Regions from separate parts of the Homo sapiens genome. Here region 1 is linked to region 2. A link is a contact called in ENCODE Hi-C or POLR2A ChIA-PET data. All regions are on one chromosome and are shown on one strand. The core of a region is the stretch at or near the end of the contact, and the rest is flanking DNA. Distances in the headings are between cores, read along the strand shown. Region 1 overlaps MBNL2 (muscleblind like splicing regulator 2). Region 2 has its middle 16 kb from the start of LINC00456.

Evidence for each region. A loop is a pair of places that touch in the nucleus more often than their neighbours do. ChIA-PET counts read pairs that join two places held with the same protein, here RNA polymerase II (POLR2A).
Region 1: a loop to region 2 is called in a map with no recorded cell type, with 2.6 times the contacts of the local background. The contact joins two enhancer-like sites. A Hi-C loop is called at or near these places in 1 of 37 single-sample maps with no recorded cell type. POLR2A ChIA-PET finds 5 or more read pairs at or near these places in 1 of 52 experiments (CD4-positive, alpha-beta T cell).

What each region holds. Positions count from the first base shown.
Region 1 is chr13:97,337,262-97,342,907 of GRCh38, forward strand. The region is part of intron 3 of MBNL2 (muscleblind like splicing regulator 2); the gene reads left to right. Among named protein-coding and RNA genes, the nearest start is that of RAP2A, 94 kb to the right of the region's middle. Within about 2 kb of position 2,155, at least 18 of the 41 ENCODE cell types and tissues checked have a DNase peak (open chromatin) inside an H3K27ac peak, as active enhancers do.
Region 2 is chr13:97,192,902-97,198,851 of GRCh38, forward strand. It overlaps a transcript of MBNL2 not described here. Among named protein-coding and RNA genes, the nearest start is that of LINC00456, 16 kb to the left of the region's middle. Within about 2 kb of position 1,795, at least 3 of the 41 ENCODE cell types and tissues checked have a DNase peak (open chromatin) inside an H3K27ac peak, as active enhancers do.

The sequences.
Region 1 (5,646 bases), core at 905-3,404, 140 kb after region 2:
ATTTGGGGGGTTCCAGCTTCCAAAACTGTGAGAAATTCAATTCAGTTGTTTGTAAGCCACCCAGCTTATGATATTTTATTATAAGCAGCCAGAATGGACTAAGACAATTTCTTCTACCTCTCAGCGGTGCTCAAGTCATGTGATGAATCTCTCCTTTGTTAAACACTCCTTCCTCCGTCTCCTTTGCCCACCATTTTCCTCTTCCATATGTTGAGGTTCCAAGAGCTGGATATTTCTTTCCATCTGTCCTCTCCCTTGTGGTCTCATCCATTCCTGTGTCTGTCAATCATCTATAGACTGAGGACCCCCAAAAGTATGCATCCAGCCCAACCTCTCCTCTGAGCCCCAGGCTCACATATCCACCTTTCTACTGGCCTCACCTTTAAATTTCTTAAAGGAACTTGACCCGTTCAAAATCAAATTCTTCCCATTTTAATAAATGGTACTATCAACTGGCAATCGAAAACCAAAACCTAGCAGACTCTTTCCTGAAATCACTGGAAGTATTAGAATAAAAATTGTGACATGTTTAAAAATTATCAACTCTAGAAACAAATTAATTCAGTCTCAGAAATGAATCAGTGACCTAGTAGAGTATAGGTGGCTCACTGACATCCAGTTCAACAGCAAGTCCTGTCATATCTGCCCTGAACCCCATCCACTCCCCTGTTTCTCAGCTCCCTCATCTAAGCCACCATCAACCTTTTATCAAAATATCATAAAAGCATTTACTTCCTAATCTATCAATATCCACTCTTGCTTTACTCCATTATATCCCACAGACAACAACCAGAGGAATCTTTTTAAAACATAAATAGCATCCTGTCACTCCCTTATGTGCCCCTCCATGCTTTTCCATCTTACTGGGACAAAGCCGAAACTCTGACCTTGATCATGACCTATGGCTTCTGTGATCTGGTCACGACCCTGCCTACATTGCTGGGTGAACACACACAGCTCGTGTGTGTCCCAGCCTCTGCCTCTGCTGGCCTGTCCATGTCTTAGTGCTTTTCACACATTAACTCACCTCATTCATAAGGACTCCAGGTCCACCCCTGTAACCCACATGCAACCCCCAGCATTCTCTACCAGCGAGCCCTCCTCCTTCTTTGCTTATCCATACAAATGAACTGTAATTTTGTTTGTTTTCTTCTTTCTCATTAGGGCTTCAGTTCAATCAATGTACACAGTGTTCTGGCACCATGTCTGCACCAATAAATATTTATTAAGGGAATGAAAATTCAAGCCTTTCTCTCCCCTGACAACCCTTCTGTCTCAAATTCACAGTGTTTGAAAAGTCCCCTTCATTTATTCCTCCTAGCAGCTTTTCTCTCCCCAATTCCTGATAGAATAGGACAGGAATTCTTCCCTCCTTCCCTTCCCAGAGCGCGCACCGCCTTCATATGTGCACTCAAGATAAAGAAGCAAGTGTGAGCGACCTTTAGGAGGATGGAGGTGGAAGAACCACGAGGGACAAGTCTTGCATGAGTCTTGTGCCCTCCGGAGCTGCTTCTGGCAGTAGAGGGAGGAGGCTTAGGAGACGCCGTGTGTCAGCCTTTTAGCGTGAGTGCCAGGCACGTACCCTTTAAAGCAGACGCATTCTAAACGAGTGGGACGACGGCATTCTCGCCTACTGACTGCACTTTTGAGCCATGAAATACCTCGGGCCACTTGGCCATTACCCTTGGCTAAGCCCCCTTGCTGCTACAAAATAGCAAAGAATGTGCATGTTTGCGTGAGAGTGTGTTGAGTACGTAAGTATGAATGTGTAGTTAGTGTATATGTGCAAGTGTGTATATGTGTGCATGCAGGTGTGTAGTGAGTGTATATATGTGTGCTAGTGTGTATATGAGTGTGTTGTGTGTGAGTGTACGTGTGTTGAGTGTATGGGAGTGTGCTGTGAATGTGTATGAGTATGTATTGTGTATATGAGTGTGTTGTGTGTGTGAGTGTATGGGAGTGTGTTGTGAATGTGTATGAGTATGTGTTGTGTATATGAGTGTGTTGTGTGTGTGAGTGTGTGTGGGTGTGTTTGTCATCTTTGAACCTGGACCTGATGTCCTGGGAGGGAAAGCAGGGCATGGAAGACTGCGGAGAGGAACACGGGAAGGTGGAGTAGAGAACAGGGGCAGGAAATCGCAAGACCAGCATTTCAGAAGCGATTTTCTTCAAGAAGGCTTCCCGCGAATCTTGTCCTCTGGCCTTTTTAGCTGTGGCTTTGAGCTGAGAGATGACGTGGACCAAATGGATCCTGTCTCAGACAGCCTGGCAACAGCACTTCTGCAGAAACTGTAGGGCTAATTCTCCCAAGCTGTAGTTGGTGCGCTTCCAGGAACAGAATCATTGGAAGGTGCTGCCCTTCTCTTTTCTCAGCCGCCAGCTGAGAACCAAACTCAGACACCGGGATCCGTTGTTGGCCGAGATTCTACCTCGGGAGTTTAATTTGAATTCAGGATCTGAGAACCACTTTTCCAAGGCAGCAGGCCCCACACCTCACACCTCCTGTCTGTAGAAGGCCCAGGCTGGCTGTGGGTCGTGTTCCTGTGCAACTCTCCACCAAACGCTCTCTGCATTCTCTCCAGAAACATACGGGCAACTGATTTGTGTGTGGGCGGGGGGGGCGTTGTTTTTCCTCTTTTGTTTTAAGAAATAACCAACAAAATCTAGTAATCGCAGAAGAGTGGACATGGCCTCAGACTAGGAGCCAGGAGTCCCGGGTGTTCTGCCTTGACTTTGCCTTGCAGCATTGACCTTGGGTTATCCATTTAGTGGCTCTCCTCTAAATTGTTTTCACCTGGAAGGCTGAGCAATTCTTGCTGCCGCACTTGCTTCTCATGGATTTGAGAAGATTAAAGAAGACAAGTGTGAGAATGCCTTGAGAACTACCAGAACCTTTCACAGATGTAAAGCATTATTATCCACAATAATATTAACACGGAGTGAGCCTCTCTGCAAATCACCGTAACTGTATTTTTTAACTAATCAACTTCAATGAAAAACATGCTACATCAAAAAGGAACATATCCAACTGCGTCTGTCTTCGTAAGGCCTATGAACTTGCAACTTTCAGTTTCACGTGACAGAAAATATTTTTTTCAGTCCACATTTCAAAAGGAAAGGGAAATTTGTTGCTATATTTTTACTCACTTTTATACCCTTACTATACTGCTATGCTCATTACATCCCTGTTGCAGAACTGTTAGATAATTTGAGGCCAAAAAAACCTTGATGGACATTGATTTTTACAGTATTAATGAGAGCTGCTTTTTACTGAGTTCTGACCATGGGAAATGGGAGTGCAATAGCGCCTTGTTCTGCCCAACCCTTTCAGCTAAGTAGTTTCACTTACTCATTGCAGATAAGAAAATTAAAGCCCAGGGAGGTTAATTTCCTCCCCAGGTTAATGAGTAGTAAGTGTCAGAGTGCTAGGTTTGAATTCAGGCCTCTCTGAGTCTAAAATCTATGGTTTTACTTTAAAATATTACTATTTCTCTGTGAACTGTGTTATTGCCATCATCAATAAAACATACTGGGACATTGATTTTAGACTATGAAATCAGATGAACAAGTGACATATATTTTTGAAGACAAAAGTTACCTAATTGGAATAGATTTGTCGATATCCAAAATGGTTTTGGGAAATGAGTTTTGAGGTTCTCAATCCTATCGACAAAGCAAAGTACAACCCGTATTTATGGTACCACACTAACCCTAGCTTCAAATGATCTAGCATCAAATGATCTGTGGGCTGGGAGGGTTGAGAATTTGCTTCCAGAGAAAATAAAAATGGCAGTATGGGGGAGGGCTCTTTTATCTAAATGTTTACGTTGATAGTCTCTGGGTTAAATTACACATTTAGTGCAAGTTTTTTAATACTATTTTTACTCCTCACATATGACAATGCTCCCCAAATTTGGCCATGCATCAGATCATTTAGTAAAATTTCTAAAATTCAAGTATCAAGGTCTCAGCCTAGATCTACTGGGTCAGAATTTAATCACTATTTGTAAAATCTCCCCCAGGCATTTCTGACAGAGCTAGTCCACTGAATCACTGATGTGCTGTGATTTATGACCTTTCAGAATTGATTCTTTTTAAAAATCCTAACATTACATAGTCCGTAAACCATTTAAATCACTTGGCTTTTTCTCCAGTAGTACTAAATTATAAAAGCTACAGTTACTGAAAATCATAACTTTCTATAATTATGACTCAGTGAGTAACATACACATATAAACATTTGTTGACAGTAGAGGAAGAAAAAAATTCTAACTGCCATCTATTTCCCACATTCAGACCTCATATTGCAACTTTCTCCCAAAGTGGATTTTACGTCTGAGCCATAGAGATCTAACAGCATCTTGTGGGAGTACTGAGCCAGGACCCCTCTAAGACCATTAGAACCACCCCTTCTAGCCACTTTGAAAATAGGCTTTCCTGCCTGTCTGATAACTGCCTGCACAAACTATCAATAATTTACTCTTTTCTATAATGACTTTTCATAAGAGATATTTTTCTGTTACTGCTATAAAGAAAAAGTATGTTTATTAAACATAGGTTGTCATTTTTCCCATATGTTAAATAATCCATCCAGGGTCATAAATAGACAAGAAGAATGTCACCCACAATGTAGAAACAGAGAACAAGCATGACACAGCATAGTTCAATGTTAAAAGTGTGACAAGCAACAGTTAAGTTCAGTGTTAAAAGACTGCATTAATATGTAATTGCAAATTGAAATCAAATAGGTTAAAAATCATCTATAATTAACAACCAACCAAACAAATGAAAAGAAGCATTCAGGTCCAATTTGGTGTACAATTTATTCTAAGAAAAATCTTTAGAATTTTAAATTACTTAACAAGGTTTGTTCTCTTAAATGTACATTATTTACTTTCTAAAAGGCAGAATTATTTACATATTATTAGGTGGAGCTTTTAAAAATAATCATCACCTCAACCCACTAGCATATTTCTTCTTATTCCTAGATGAGGAATATAGGGACAGAGAACAAATTTAATAAGATTCTGTATGCTCTTGTCACTGCTGTGTTGATTTTGTGACCTAGGAAACCAAACCAACTTTTAATGGCCAATCACAATATTGTTTGATTAAAAAGCTCTTCCAGAAAACCTTTCAGGAAGGGAAGACTGACTGGATCTAGATGTAGTTGAACTACAGCAAAAAATCGTAGGTTTATTTGAAAACTACATTTGAATTTTGGGAATATACATGCTAGTGATGGAATACGGAAACATACTGGTGAGTCTGGACAAAATAAAATTCCAAGTAACCCCACTGTTTGAGAATGCATAGACTTGGCCAACTTGAAAATCAGGCTGTAATCAAAGGGTTTTGTGACTCCTCTCCCTTTGAGAAACATGTAGAATAAATCAAAGATTATTAGTCAGTATTCTATAGCTTTTACTACCTTAGTGTTATAACATTTAATAGTTTGGAATGTTGAGTAATTAGAGTTGAAATTATTTTCTTTTGTTGAGAACACTTTCATAGGGACAAAAGCTTAATCTAGTTCCTGTAACTAGAGGTTTTTTATGATGTTCTCTCATATTTCTGTATGGTTTGGGGAAGAGAGGGTCTACATGGATGTCATTTTTATTATAGGTCAGCATTGAGCTATACAAT
Region 2 (5,950 bases), core at 545-3,044:
GCCAGCGGGTGAAAAATAGACGTTAGTTTACAATTCTGGGCTTTAGTCCCAAGACAATTCAATCAAGAGAGACCCGGCAGCTATTTTGATGTGATAGCTTTGTCCAAGCTGCTGTCCACTTCCCACCCAAGTCTAAAGAACCCTGACATTTTTTTAGCTCAGTGGTTACATGGAGGACAAGAGCTGTTTTGAAAGAAGGCTGCAGTTGGGTGCCTGGTGCAAAGGGTCAGACTTAATGTAGGTTGTCAGGAGGAAGTCAGAAGTGAAGAAAAGAGAAACCCAGCAGGTGAGAAAGGAACAGCAGTTCCGCTCTCCCCAGCGGACCAATGCATTCTCTGAAACACTTTCCATCCTAGACATTCCAGCCTGGGGGCAAAGATACCCTCTTTTAGTTGGATTTTGGTTCTGCCAAGTTGATGGGGCCCAAGGGCCCTACGACAGTTGAGGGCGAGATGTGGCAAGAGTGGAAAAGCAGAACACTGAAAAGTATGTTTGGTAGACACTGGGCTGGACTTGGCTTCCACTGAGATTAAAGTTGACAAATGGGGAGGATGTATTATACAATGTATGGGTTAAGAGCACAAATCCTGCAGCTGAACTGAGTTTGCAAATCTTGGCTTAGGTAAACATGAGCAAAATATTTGAACCTCAATTATTTTATCAGTAAAATGTAGATAACTATAGTTTCTACCTTTGGGATTTTGTGGGGATTAAACGTGATAATCAAGGTAAAGTGACTCTGGCTACTAGGTGGAGAATGGATTGCAGGTAGGCAAGAGTGGGAGTGGAGAGATCAGCATGTGGCAGTTGTCTGGAAAGGAAACCACAGTGGCTGAGACTTTAGTGGTGGTAGGAGAGACGTCAAGAAGCGGGTAGCCAGAGTCAGGCCATGTCATCACACTGCTTACTGCCCTTAACTGTCTTTCTCGAGCATCTTCAATGAACCTCACAGCCTTCCAAGGGCAGACTCCTGATCACACCTCCCACATCATTTTGGGTCACTTTCTTCTCTCTCGCTATGCTCCAGCCTCCCTGGTCTTTTAGTTTCTGCAACAGGTCAAACTCCTCTCCCATCTCAGGGCATAATGTTACTTGGAACATCCTTCCACAACATTCTTCACTCGACTTTGTGTATGAATGGATATTTCTCAGCTTTCAGATCTTTCTTTCAATGATACCTTCTTAAAGAGGTCTTCTCTGAACATACCACTCAAAGTCTTCCCATCATGCACAATTCTCAATGCCAGCATCATAATTCCATCATAGCACTAATAACAAATTGTACTTACTTTACTCATCAAATTGTTTTACTTTCAGTGTCTGCCCCATTGCATTCCTTTTAGAATATAAGTTCCACAAGGAGAGGGATCCTTTCCATTTGGTTCACCTTTATATCTTCAATGCCTACCACTGTACCTGGTACATAGGTGGGCTCCTTAAATACTTGTTAAGTGGCCAAATGAATTAAACTTATTAAAAATGTCAGTGATCTCCAGAAAATACATAGCACAAGTCAAACCCTTTGGCAAACAAGACCCCTGCCCACCCATTCAGCCCCTTTTCTCATACACAAACATCTCTTTGTATAATCCTGGAACTGTCAGAGGCATTCCGACCATAGCAACTTCGTCTTGAATAAGGGCAGGGTAAAATGAGGGTGAGACCGACTGGGCTGCATTCCCGGGAGGTTAGACATTCTTAGTTACAGGATGAGATAGGTCAGCAGGGCTGGTATCACAAGATACAGGACATAAAGACCCTGTTGATAAAACAGGATGTGGTAAAGAAGCTGGCCAAAACCCAACAAACTCAAGATGGTGACAAAAGTGACCTCTGGTTGCCTTCACTGCTTATTATATGCTAATTGTAATGCATTAACATGCTAAAAGATGCTCCCACCAGCGCCATGACCATTTACAAATTCCATGGCAATGCCCGGAAGTTAACTTATGTGGTCTAAAAGGGAGAGGAACTCTCATTTCTGGGAAATCCCTGCTCTTTTCCCAGAAAACTCATCAATAATCTACCCCTTGTTTAGCATATCATCAAAAAGTAACCATAAAAATAGCCAATCAGCAGCCCTCAGGTTTGCTCTGCCTATGGAGTGGCCATTCTTTTTTTTCTTTGCTTCTCTAATAAAGTTGCTCGCACTTTATTCTATGAACTCGCCTCGAATTCTTTCTTGTGTGAGATCCAAGAACCCTCTCTTGGGGTCTGGATTGGGACCCCTTTCTGGTAACACAAATGCAGCCATATCAATCTGGAGGCGACCTCTCGATGGAACATCGTCGTCTCAGGACACTACTTTTTACCTGGAATCTTCTGCCTGTGCCTTGTTCTCGAGAACTCAGGCATCATCTCATTTGTGATTTCAGTTGTCCCCCAGCCCACCCCAAGGGTGCCAACTCATACCTTCATGCTCCTCATATTCACTCTACTGTGGCATGGCCCCCTATTTAGAACATTTGTCTCTCCCAACCCTGCTCTCCTGTAGACTGTGTGTGCCTCAAGGACATATTATTTGTCACTGTTATCACCAGAATCTAGTACCTTACATAGCACAAAATTGGTGCTCAGAAAAAAAATTGTCTAATAAATTCAAAAATGAATAAATATGCTTGTTTGTAAGGCTCTTAGAATAACTGTCTTTGACTGCTCATTTTTAGTCTTGCTGCAATCAGTATGTTGATAATTTTAGGCTAGAAATTCAATATGGCATATAGGGTGAATTAACATGATCTAAGCCATGGTACTAAAATTATACATAATAGCATAATTATAATACCTGGTATCAGATAATTAGATGTGATAAGTGACTTTAAAAGGTTTTAGGTGCATTTTCACTAATGGTTGATTCTTGGTAATTCTGGACATTTTTAATATTGCCAATTGACATGTAACATGGTGAGGATCCATTTTAATTACGAGAGCCTCATATTCTACAGCATGTTGTTTTTTTCTCTAATGGTACAGCAAGTGTTGCTGTATACATGTACTACACTGGACAACATCAGTAAAAGGTAACTGAAGAATAATCTCCAAGGACTGCTATAGTCCCAGCAAGACAAGTGTGTATAAGTGCTGCATTCGTTTTAGCCTAAGGAACATTAGTTTTCAAATAATTTCAACCTTAATCTTACCCTTGCCGTGTCTCATATCAATTCCATAAAACAATAAGAAATATAATCTAATCTACCCTTTTGTGCCCTCCAAGGTTGAAGCTCTGCCCCTCTGGTATCCTCTGTGGGCAAGGTAGAAAACCGTAAAGGCTGAGAAATTACTGTTGAGAGACTCATGGATCCAACTGATATAGGAAATGCACATCTTTGCATACAGCCTATAATTCACCAACAATTTCTGCAGAGAAGTATTAAGATTGCACTACATTTGAAGTATCCTGGAAGGTATTCTAGGGATTCTAAGGCTATACAGTTCCTGCCCTTCCCCTTTTTGTTGCCATTTTAAAATTATTTAGCACTCCTTTGTCATTCAAAGAAGCAGAATTCAATTTAAATGGTTCAGAAAATTTTGAGGAACAGACGGCTATTTAGAGGTGTAGGCATAGTAAAGTGAACCTACAGGCGGTATTAAGGCACCCAGAGATTAGCAACAGCAGCAAGCCATTATCACCTTTAGGTCTGGAGGGGACTAGAGGGGAAGTGTTACTGGAGCCATGGAGGAGGGAGCCCAGGACAACACCTATAGCTATGGAGGTCATAGTGGCTTCTAGAAACGATGCTCAAAATGAGGAAGAAAAATGTCTTCCTCCTGAGTGTCCGGGTGATGAATCCTGGGTGTCCATAGGGGATCAATTTCTGGGCACAGAAAGGTGGTGTGAAGGAGAGACAAAGAATAACCAGAACATTTCCACAATTCTCATTACTGTGGTATTCCTTACACACTTTCTCCTTAACTGTCCTCATTTCCAAGGTATCTTTTGCCACCATATGGTTCTGAAGATCCCTCTTTGAGGACCAGCAGCCTAGAAAGATGCAATTTAAATTGAATGTCCCTTTAATGTCCCTTTTGTGATCTTTGTTATTCAGATTGTTTACATAGACCAAGGGTCACCAATTACTTTGCCCCTAGAGCTAGATTCTGGAATGCCAGGAAATTGCTTTCAGTGATACTGCAAATTAAAAAGCAGAGTCACAGAACCTCAAAAGACATTGATTATTCAGCCTGCTACTTGACTGGGAGGTCAGATGCCTCCCATATTAACTCTCCTATCTGTAAACTCAGCTCATTGTTTTTCTCTAGTTGAAGTAACAAATGCACTTTATTTCTTAGGTAGATACATTGTCTTGATATTGTGTTTCTATTTTTATTAAAAAATTATTGTCCTTTGCAGGCACGATTATTCTGCCTTATACCCCCTACACTTTTACTAAATCAGAAGAAAAAAGAATGACTTCCTAATCTCTGCAATAGATTCATATTTTTGTGAGACTATCTATTACACATCTTTGGTTAAAAATGATTTCTGGTTCCTAGTTATTGAGTTTCTATGTATATTCCATTAACATGTCAAACTCAGTTTAATGTTTATTCATTTTCCTGGAACAGTATTGATAATCTCTCAAAGTTCTCTGCTATAACCAGTTTTCTTTTCATTTGCCTTAGAGATGGTTTTTCATTTGTTCAAGCAGTTTTTGATTAGCTATTTTTTCTCTAGCCAGTTTTGCTCATTTTTGGTGCTTTCTTTCTCTTATTTAATTCTCTTGATAAAAATCACATGAACATTTGTTTGTGTTCTTTGATCTATGAATGCATTACTACTTTATTTGAAGTATTTCTAATTCCTCTAATTTTTATTTTCAGTAATGTAACGTTTCTCTAGAGAATAATATTATTGGGTATTTGGATTATGTTGGGATCCAATTAAACAGTTAAGGTTATTAACTACTTAAGCATTCGCCTGATTTTTATTCTTTGTTTTGTGGTTGTTTTTATTTATTTAATTCTATGGCTGTGTACTGAGCTCCTACTTCTATGCTGTATACAAATGTTTAGCAAGTTAGAAAGATATTAGTAGAAATAAGACTCTTGCCAGATCTTTCTTCTGAATCTCAGACTCATATTGAGTTGCCTTCCTCTGAGCATCTCATAGGCATCTCCCATGGTTGATTTTATATGTAAACTTGACTGGGCCATGAGATGCCCAGATACTTGGTCAAACATTATTCTAGGTGATCCTCTGAGGGTGTTTATTGGTGATATTAAAATTTAAAGTAGTAGACTGAGTAAAGCAGATTCCTCATTGATGAGACTGGATGAGATTCAATGTCATTCAATCAGTTGAAGCCCTGAGTAGAGCAAAAGTCTCATCCTCCCCAAGTTAAAGAGAATTCTCCTGCCTGATGGCCTTTGAACTAAAACACTGGCTCTGTTCTTGCCTTCAGACTCAAAGTAAAATATAGGCTCTTCCTAGGTCTCAAGCCTGTTGGCCTTCGGACTGGAAATACACCATGGGATCTCCTTAGTCTCCAGCTTGCTGACTCACCCTGCAGGTCTTGGGACTTGCCAACCACATGATCATGGAGGCTGGCAAGCCCCAAGATCTGCAGGGTATATAATAAATCTTTAATATATATATTTAAGATATATTTAATATATAAATTAATGATAAATCTATATATACACATTATATTAATTCTGTTTCTCTGAAGAATCCTGATTAATAGAGCATCTTAGACTTAACAGGTCTTTAATCAAAACCTTGACTTCCCTTCCACTCATTTTCTTTTCCCATAGTCTTCTCATTCGCAGTAAATGGCAACTCCATCCTTCTGGGCACTCAGGCCAAAATCCTTGGAACCATCATTGGCTTCTCTCTCTTTTTCTTTTCACAACAATCCTTCAGAAAGACCCATTGAATCTATCCTCAAAATATATGCAGACCCTCCACTTTTTACCATCTTCACTGCCACTGCTCCAATCCAAGCCAGTA